Regions from separate parts of the Homo sapiens genome. Here region 2 is linked to region 1. Evidence: read pairs that join two places in POLR2A ChIA-PET (ENCODE). Cell type or tissue: B cell. All regions are shown on one strand. Each heading gives the region's core, and the rest is flanking DNA. Links, peaks and the distances in the headings are about the cores only.

Evidence for each region. Peaks named below come from ENCODE experiments on the same cell type or tissue, not always from the same donor. Only the 100,000 strongest peaks of a DNase experiment are listed, where the experiment ranks them.
Region 2: POLR2A ChIA-PET joins it to region 1 with 5 read pairs; 12 of 35 experiments call an interaction of 5 or more read pairs at or near these places.

What each region holds. Positions count from the first base shown.
Region 1 is chr2:84,998,947-85,004,347 of GRCh38, reverse strand. All of the region lies in intron 1 of KCMF1 (potassium channel modulatory factor 1), which reads right to left. Among named protein-coding and RNA genes, the nearest start is that of KCMF1, 30 kb to the right of the region's middle. In B cell, for the core only: no CTCF peak of the experiment used is centred there; no DNase peak of the experiment used is centred there; H3K4me3 peaks cover 491 bases; H3K27ac peaks cover 3,545 bases.
Region 2 is chr2:84,891,586-84,896,986 of GRCh38, reverse strand. All of the region lies in intron 2 of LOC105374837 (a long non-coding RNA gene), which reads right to left. Among named protein-coding and RNA genes, the nearest start is that of TMSB10, 11 kb to the left of the region's middle. In B cell, for the core only: no CTCF peak of the experiment used is centred there; DNase peaks (open chromatin) are centred at 2,016 and 2,616; H3K4me3 peaks cover 1,616 bases; H3K27ac peaks cover 1,875 bases.

The sequences.
Region 1 (5,401 bases), core at 259-5,258:
AGTAGAGGCAGGTTTTCACCATGTTAGCCAGGATAGTCTCAATCTCCTGACATCGTGATCTGCCCGCCTTGGCCTCCCAAAGTGCTGGGATTACAGGTGTGAGCCACCACGCCCCGCCCCAAAGTTTTGCTTTCTGAGGTTTCAGTTATCCGTGGTCAACAGTGGTCTGAAAATATTAAATGGAAAATTCCAGAGACAAACAATTCATAAGTTTTAAACTACCTACTGTTTTGAATAGTGTGATGACATCATGCACTGTCCCACTCGGAGGTGAATCATCCCTTTGCTTGGCGTATCTGTGCTGTATACCTGCCCACTAGTCACTTAGCAGCTGGTTATCAGATGAATAACAGGATACATAGGGTTCAGTACTATCCACAGGTTCAGGCATCCACTGGGTGGTCTTGGAAAAATGTCCCCCCTCAGATAAAGGGTGACTACTGTAAGGCAGAACCAGGGCCTTTACCCTATGCTAACCCTTTTTAGCTTCCTCACACAATTACATGCTTGCTACATCTTCTTTCATTTGCCCAGTTATCTTGGGCCTGTAAGGTCCTGTACTTGACCCTATTTTATATATGTTTTTATTAGTGACTTAGAAAATGACAGTAGGCCAGGTGTGGTAGCTCACGCCTGTAATCCTAGGCAGGAGGATTCCTAGAGCCCAGGAGTTTGAGATCCACCTGGGTAACATCGGGAGACCCGGTTTCTATTTAAAACAAACAAACAAAAAATTAAAAATAAAAAAAATAAAATGACAGCAAACATTTATAAGCTTGTGCATAAAACAAACAGTTAAAATACTAGATGACAGAACAGAGATTGAAGCGAGGCAAACGGGTATGTAAAACAAGACTTATTTTTTTTTTTGAGACGGAGTCTCACTCTGTCGCCCAGGCTGGAGTGCACTGGCACGATCTTGGCTCACTGCAAGCTATGCCTCCAGGGTTTGCACCATTCTCCTGCCTCAGCCTCCCGAGTAGCTAGGACTACAGGTGCCCGCCACCACGCCTGGCTAATTTTTTTTTTCTTTTTTTTAGTAGAGACGGGGTTTCACCGTGTTAGCCAGAATGGTCTCAATCTCCTGACCTCGTTATCTGCCCGCCTTGGCCTCCCAAAGTGCTGGGATTACAGGCGTGAGCCACCGCGCCCGGCCAACAAGATGAATTTTAAAAGGACTTCGTACAAAGTTTTGCCTTTGGATAAAACAATTCATGTGATAAGAAATCCTGGATTAATTAACTAAGCAAAACCTTAGCGTCAATATTAGCCCAAGATGAGATGCAGTTGCTAAAAATGCCAGCAAATAAACAAGCAAGCTTAGATTGCATTAATAACCATACAAGATTCATAACTGTGATATATCTACAACATTTTACTCTGCCAGACCATATGTGAAGAACTACATTCAGTTCTGTGTGTCTTGTTTTAAAATGGGAAACAAGTACAGTAGTATATATAGTTATATAGTTAGTATATATAGTATATAGACAGAATGGCAAAGTATCTAGAAACTACACCAAGAGAAATTACTAAAGGACAAAATGGGCTGTTCAGCAAAAGAGCTGGGAACAGGCAACACTGAGGGGATGCCACAGCTCCATACAGAGCTATCACAAAGAGGCAGTACACTCAGTTCTCTGTAGCTACTAAGGTCAAAACCAGGAGACACTAAATGCAACCTGGTATCCTGGATCCCACACAGAAAAGGGATATTAGTGAAAAAAAAAAAACACAGTTAAGACCTCAATAAAGTCAGGAGCTTTATTAGTAATAATGTACTAGTGTTGGTTTCTTAGTTTTGCCAAATGTACCAATGTAATGCAAACTATTAACATTAGGAAAAACCAGGTAAGGAATATATGGGAAGTCTCTATACTACCTTTGCAACTTTTCTGTAAATCAAAAATTATCCCAAAATAAAAGTTTATTTTTAAAAAGTAAGCTAACAAGGAGGCAGGTGGTTCAAAGGATGATTCTCTGATGGTACAGTGAATGCTCTGTCAATGCATGCGTTATGGTCAAAGATTAAAAGACAAACTGAAATGCTTTTGAAAGGGTTTCTGCATATTTCATAGGACACTGGTACCATCTAAACTGGAGGTTAAATGAATTTAGTAGGGCCATTAATATTTATACTGGAGACTGAAAACCAGAATGTAAAGAACAAAGCTAACTGAAGTAGATCCATCACTACTAGGAAAGTAACAATTTTGTATTTGCAATAATGTTATTAATATAATCAATTCTTCTACCTGTTTTGAGGAGGATGCCAAAGCCTACCATGGTTAGGTCAATGAAGGACTGCATATATGATGGTGGTCCCACAAGTTTATTTTTACTGATACCTTTTTTATGTTTAGGTATGTTTAGAACCACAAATAGCATTGTGTTATAACTGCCTACAGTATTGAGTACAGCAACATATTATGCAGGTTTCTAGCTTAGATAAACAACAAGCTATCCATATAGCCTAGGTGTACAGTAGGGGTTTGTGTTAGTACACTATGATATTCACACGATTATGAAATTGTTTAACAATGGATCTCAGAATGTATCTATGTTGCTAGGCAACATGTGATCGTGTGTTTTTCAAACTACAGGTTGTAACTCAGTAAAATAAATTTAGTCACTATCACTCTCAACTGGGAGGTATCACCCACACAGGACATTCTGGAACTGTATGGGGGCTATTTTTTGGTCATCACAATGATTAGGGGCTCTACTGGCATTTATTGAGGAAAAGTGCCAAAGATGCTAGGCATTTTGCAATGCACAGAAAATGCAATAAAGAATTGTTCAGCATCCCAACAGGATTTTCTAAACCTCCTACCAGACATTCAAGAAGGAAACTAAAAACCCAAAACTTTAAAATTATGTAAGGCTGGGGGCCAGGTGCAGTGACTCACACCTGTAATCCCAGCACTTTGGGAGGCTAGGGCAGGCAGCTCACTTGAGGTCAGGAGTTCGAGACCAGCCTGGCCAACATGGTGAGACCCTGTCTCTACCAAAAAATACAAAAATTAGCTGGGCATGGTGGTATACGCCTGTAGTCACAGCTACTCAGGAGGCTGAGGTGGAAGAATCACTTGAACCTGGGAGGCAGAGGTTTCAGTGAGCCAAGATCACGCCACTGCACTCCAGCCTGGGTGACAGACAGAGACCCTGTCTCAAAAAAATGAAAAAATTAATTAATTAATTAATTAAAATAAAATTATATAAGGCTGGGAGTAGTGGCTCACACCTGTAATTCCAGCACTTTGGGAAGTGGAGCAGGAAGATCACTTGAGACCAGGAGTTTAAGACCAGCCTGGGCAATAGTGAGACCCCATCCCTACAAAAAAAAGACAAAAAAGAAAAAAAAAGAAAACCCACAAAACAAAACAAAACAAACCCAAAACTTTAGCTGGGCATGGCGGCACTTATCTGTAGCCCTACCTACTCAGGATGCTGAGGTGGGAGGATTGCTTGAGCCCAGGAGTGCAAAGCTGCAGTGAGCTATGATCGTGCCACTACACTCCAGCCTGGGCAACAAAGCAAGACCCTGACTCTTAAAAAAAAAAAAAAAAAAAAAGTAAAATTATCTAAGCATAATACCTAATTCAATTTTTTAACCTTAACACAGAATATTATTCACAGTTTTAGTAAACACTTACTTTCTAGTATGTCACTATTACACAAATATTGTTTTGCTTCATTTAGGATTTACCAAAGACTGTTTAACATTCCAGAAAACTGGATGACAAAGCTGTTTGTAGCTGACTTTCCAGTACACTGTACCTGATCAGACTGCTTTCGGAGCTATAACTTCCAAATATGAAATAGAGACTGAAGAGATTTATTTCCAAACATTATCAAATTACAAGGGGCTTATGAAACACAGGGTTCTTGCTAGATTTTATTGAGATTAAAAAATATATTTCATAGCTGGGCGCAGTGGCTTACGGCTGTAATCCCAGCACTTTGGGAGGTTGAGATGGGCGGATCACGAGGTCAGGAGATCGAGACCATCCTGGCTAACACGGTGAAACCCCGTCTCTACTAAAAACACGAAATTAGCTGGGCATGGTAGCGGGCACCTGTAGTCCCAGCTACTCGGGAGGCTGAGGCAGGAGAATGGCGTGAACCTGGGAAGCGGAGCTTGCAGTGAGCCGAGACTGTGCCACTGCACTCCAGCCTGGGTGACTCCATCTCAAAAAAAATCAATATCGTCTTAGTTATATTTAATTTTTTATGACACAATAGGTAGAAATCTATGTTGTAAAAATTAAATATTGAACTTATTTATTTTGAGGTTGCTATTATTTTTCTTTTTTTTTTAATGTCCCCTGAAGTCTACCACACATCTATTCCTGTTTCTTTTTCTAATCTATCCTTTATTACTCATTGCCTATTAAGGAGTATTTTCTCCAGGGGACATTTAAGTACTAGGGGCTGAATGTAAATGCCACCAGGTTTTCTGTGAGATTTCCTCACTTCCTTGTCTCCTGTCAGGGCCTCTAACTGGGAATTATTTTGACACTATAATTAGGTCAAACTCACTAGTGACTATGTGATACTATTTTTATTTTTCCATGTGGAAAGTATGTAATTTGTCTTATGTTATCCCTACATCAAACAAAATTATTTCCCCCTTTCTCTTATATGCAAATAATTCTGCTTTTACTCATTCTAACAGTTTTCATTCTGGTATCTACCCATATCTATAAATAGTATAGGAAAATGAAAGTTCTTCTGATCTTATTTCTTTTAAGTCCAACTTATTTATTGTAAGTAGGTATAGGTACTCAGTTATTTCACTGTAACGTCAGATTCTAATGTAGTTAAAGACTCACCTATTAACCTTACTTCAGGATAATCAATAGGCATTAAATTATTTGTTATAAAAAATAAATGAGGCCGGGTGTGGTGGCTCACGCCTGTAATCCCAACACTTTGAGAGGCCGAGGCAGGCAGATCACGAATTCAGGAGTTCAAGACCAGCCTGGCCAACATGGTGAAACCGTGTCTCTACTTAAAAAATACAAAAATTAGCCGGGTGTGTTGGCGGGCACCTGTAATCCCAGCTACTTGGGAGGCTGAGGCAGAAGAATTGCTTCAACCCGGGAGGCTGAGGTGGCAGTGAGCAGAGATCACGCCACTGCACTCCAGCCTGGGCGACAGAGCAAGACTCTGTCTCAGATATATAAATAAATAAATAAGAGGCCAGGCGCAGTGGCTCATGCCTGTAATCCCAGCACTTTGGGATTACTCCAGCCTGGGTGACAGAGCAAGACTACGTCTTGGATGGATGGATGGATGGATGGATGGGTGGGTGGATGGATGGATGGGTGGGTGGGTGGGTGGGTGGACAGATAGGTAGGTAGATAGACAGACAGACAGATAGATAGATAGATAGATA
Region 2 (5,401 bases), core at 81-5,080, 110 kb after region 1:
GTTGAGTACTTCATACACTTTTATTTCTTTGTGTTCCTATAGTATGGGTGTACTGCCTGTTGAAGGACATTTTGGTTGTTTCATATTTGGGCTATTAAAAATAAAGCTGCTCTGAAGATCTGTGTGCATTTTTGGGGGTGGACGGAAGTTTTCATTTCTCTGGGATAAATGCCCAGGGTTGGGAGGCTGGGACTACTGGATCATTTGGTAAGTGTGTGCTGAGTTTTGTAAGAAAATGCCAAACAATTTTGCAGAGTGGTCGTATTGTTTTACATTCCCACCAGCAATGTAGGAGAGATCCAGTTTCCCAGCATTCTCACCAGTACTTTGTATTGTCAGTGTTTTAATTTTAGTTATTCTAATAGGTGTGGAGTGATATCTCATCATGGCTTTAATTTGCATTTCCCTAATGGCTAGTGGTGTTGAATGGTTCCTTGCCATTTTATCATTTTATTAAAAATGCTGATTATGACCTGCCAGTCTGATTTTATTACCCACTAATTGGCTGTGACTAGCAGTTGAAACACCACTGTAGAGGGATCCCTTTATCAGTGGCTTGGCGTCTATTATTCAGAAATCATCCCTTTCACATCTAAACTCTCCTTTCACCTCCACAAGACAGATGTTTCTGAAATTTTATGTGTAACTCGGATGTTCTCTGGAATCTGACCAAGATCTAGCTAAGAATGATTCCAACTCCTTTTTGATGCTTCCCCATGATTTTTCTGAATTTTCAGGCATATTCTGTTCTTATAGTTATTTCTCATCTCTCAGAGTTTCTGTGTCTCCACATTAATGCACCTCCATATGTAGATAGCCCTTGGCCGTGATTTCCTTTTTCAGAGGAACAATATACGGCTGGTATGTGCAGTACAACTTTTATCAGAGGTTTTTGGGTTATGGGGAGAGACAGACATATCTTTAATGACACAACTTTGTGCCACTGGGGACCCTCCTGTGCTTCTCCCAAGTATTCCCAAACTTACACTATCTCCACCTACCCCCCAACATAATTTTTTTTATTTATCTATTTTTGAGAAGGGGTCTCGCCCTGTCATCCAGGCTGGAGTGCAGTGGTGTGATCACGGCTCACTGCAGTCTCAACTTCCCTGGCTCAAGTGATCCTCCCTCCTCGGCCTCCGAGCAGCTGCAACTACAGGCGCATGCCCAGTTATTTTTTTTTTAGTTTTTATTTTTAGTAGAGATGAGGTCACGTTATGTTGCCTGGGCTGGTCTCTAACTCCTGGCCTCAAGTGATCCTTCTGCCTTGGCCTCCCAAAGTGTTGGGATTACAGGCGTGAGCCATTGCACCCTGCCTCCTGTACCCTTTCTGATTCTCTCCTTCTCTTAATTCTTTCCCTTGAGAAATACCAACTCTCCTCTTTCTCCCCAGTAGAATAGTGTACTTGTTCAGTGTACAGCAGAACAATGTTCCTTGCTTCCTTCATTCTGGCTAAAGGAGGTTTTTGGGCCTCCTTTCCTACTACCAGCAGCTGATCCCCAAAGACAATTCCTTTCCTCAGTAGAGTTTTGGTGCCAGCTGCTAAGATAATACTGCCCCACGGGAAAACATAGAAACTTCCTGAGGCTAAGTTTGCAAGGCTGGCTGGTTTCAACACACAGGAATGAACTGGCTCTGTGAAGAGGGCCCCAGGGAAGGCCGTCCAAGCCAGGAATTTAGGGAAAGTAGCAGTTAGATCTTGGGGAATTTTCCAGGTTAGGAAGGTCAAGGGGAAGTCTGACTCATCAAGAGCCCCCCACCTCCATGACTCTGCCAAGAAAACAGACCCTGAGATGTGTCAGCAGCAGAGGATTTGGCGGCAGATGCAGCAAGGATGGAGAGGATAAGCGCCAGGAGAACCTCTTCTTCCTGACAGCCATGAAGCAAGGAAGCCCCTGAGCCTTGAACCTTTCTGGGGAGGAGAGAGAGAAGGAATCACTCAAGACCAAGCATTTCTGCGGGGAGACTGAGTGAAGCCTTAGCAGACTGCTTCAAACAGGAAGAGACTGAGTTTCCTTTAATCGGCTCACTTACTACCCATCTGCCAGTGTGGGCACCCAAGCACTGCCAGACAAAAAGCAAGCTGCGTTTTTCTTTCTTCCTAAGTATTGGTCTTAGTGTGTACATTTTGACCTCTTTCCCTGATATACTGCATACAATTTAAAAATCTCTCCCATGTGTTTTTTCTTTCTCTAGTCCCAATGTCTGTATGTTTTCTGTAAAGGAAGTACAGTGTAAAAGTGATCCCAGCCCCAATATGGTGACTGGCTGGGTGACTGTGTTAATTATCCTCTTTAGATTGCAAGGAACAAAGACTCACTTGGGATCCCTTAAGCAAAAAGGGCATGTCAGTTTAGGTTTCCCTGGAAGCAAAATCAGACAGGTTTAATGTGCAGGATATTTATTAAGGAGTTCCCTTGAATTCACTCCTATTGAAGCAGAAGAAGGAAGTGGGATTGGGGAGAAGGAGAAGTCAACCTAGACAATGTAGGCTTAATGACACCCTCAGTACCCCCAACACCGCAGGGGACCTCTGAAGCTAATGCGCTGAAGCAGATGGGCTGAGATGGGCTGAGACTGTAAGGGCGAGGTGGCTCTCTGTAGCCAAGGCAGTGCTACAGAGAATGACACCTGGAGGCTACCTGCTGGCAACATTCCTAGCCAGCTGGTTCGACAAGTCCTTTCTTGAAGGGGAACCTGAGTAGTCCCTTGCAGTGTCCACACCAGGGGACTTAGGCTAAGAATGCCCTAGGGCTGCAACCAGACTGCTGCCAGCCGCCCCCGGGAGCTCTGAGTTTCTCCCTTGCCTGCTTTCCTGACCCTTCTGCTCTCCCTGTATACTGTCTCTGCTTCCTCTGTGCACCTGGTCTGATTTCTCCTGGGTACTACCTGGATGGCCCTTACCGTGTTCTGATCAAATGCTGGAGGAGCCATTTACATTGACCTAGGACGGTGATTCCCAAACTGTGTTCCACGGAATTCTAGTCCTGGAGCTGTTACTATATCCTTCAAAAGCTGGGTGATATTTATATATGGGTTCATTGTACTCTTTTGTCTTCTTCTTATATTATAATATTTATATTATATTATTATATATTATATATAATATATATAATATTATAATATATATAATATATATAATATATATATAATATATATTATATATTATATATAATATATATTATATATATTATATATAATATATATAATATATATTATATTATATTTATTATATATATTATATATTATATTATATATATTATATATAATATAATATATAATATATATAATATATATAATATTATAATATATATATTATATAGAGAGAGCACTCTCTATATAATATATATAGAGCTCTCTATATAGAACTCTATATATATTATATATAGAGAATGCTCTCTCTATATAATATATATAGAACTGTATATATATTATATATAGAACTTGCTATATATTATATATAGAACTCTATATAGATTTTATATATAGAGCTCTATATAGATTATATATAGAGCTCTATATATAGATTTTATATATAGATATTATATATAGAATCCTATATGTATTTATATCTATATATAATATCTATATATAGAGTTCTATATATAATCTATATAGAGTTCTATATATAAAATCTATATATATCTATATATTCTATATTTAAACATAGAATATAAATATAAAATATATAGAATTCTATATATTTATAATATATATAGAATATAATATATAATATATAATATATAGACTTCTATATATAATATATATAGAATTCTGTATATTATATATTATATATAGAATTCTATATATATTATAAATAGATAGAATTCTATATATTATATATAGAATTATATATATAATATATACTGTACTATTATATATTATATATTATAATATTATTATTATATATATTATATATAATATATATAATATTATATATAATATATTATATATAATATATTATGTATAATATAATATATAATATTACATATATTATATATAATATAATATATTATATAATATATATAATATAATATATTATATAATATTATATATAATATTATATATAATATTATATATTATATACTGTCTGTATATTATATACTGTCTGTATATTATATTATATACTGTCTATATATTATATTAATATATTATATATATTCTATGTAGAATATATTTCAAATTCTATATAGAATATATATTCATATATATGAATATATATTCTATATATGTATATATTCTATATATGAATATATATTCTATATATATTCTATATTCTATATATATTCTGTATTCTATATATATTATATATATTCTATATTCTATATATAATATATATTCTATATATAATATATATAAATTATATATAATATATATAATATATATATTATATATAATATATATAATATATATATTATATATAATATATATAATATATTATATATAATATATATTCTATATATAATTTATATATTATATATTATATATATATAGAATATAGAATATATATATCTATATATAATTATATATATCTATATATAATTATATATATATTTATATATATAATATAATATATATTATATATAAAAGAGGATATAGTAATATATATATCTTCTTCCTCATATATGTAATACATCTCCTTCTTAAAGAAAATGCTAGCTGGTAGTGAGAGGTGGCAGTACAGGGAAATGGGTGAAAGTTTGGACTCTAAAGGTAGACTTTGTGAGTTTGAATCCAACACCTACTAGATGTACAACCTTGGCCAAGTAACTTAACCTCCCTGTGCTAAGCTTCCCTGATCAAGGGCTGCACACAGGGTGGCTCCTGTTATGTGGAGATACTGGGTGACTGGCGTGTTCATGGCAGTTATTTTATGAAAACTATAAAGTCTCAAGCCCAAAACGTATTTTAATAAAACGGTATATATATGTATACAAGCACCAACTGGAAAAAATAATATTATTGCTGTCCTCATTTCTGGGAGGCTGTAAAGCGTATTTTTCTTAGTAGAGAAAGACCTTTCCTTGGAATAAGCGTGTTCATGCACTTTTGGAGAGAGGCTCCCTTTTAAGCCGGGATTCTGGCCCATGAGGAAGTTCTACAGGGGCCATCACAAGAAGGAAAGCAGATCTTTGACGCTCCCATGGCCACGGCGCCCTATGGTCTGCAGGGGGAGGGGACCTGGGCAGACAGTCTTCCTCAGCTAAGGCCACTAAGATTAGTCTGTGAGGCCAGGCCCCGTATTGATCGCCATTCATGTGGCAAAAGGAACTTCCTACCCAGGAAACAACAGATCTCTGGCAAGAAAGAAGGAAGAAGGAAAGAACACCCCACACTTCCTTTACCCAGGTCATAAAATGACCAGTTGCCAGATGCCAGGACAGTATTCCGATAGCTGAT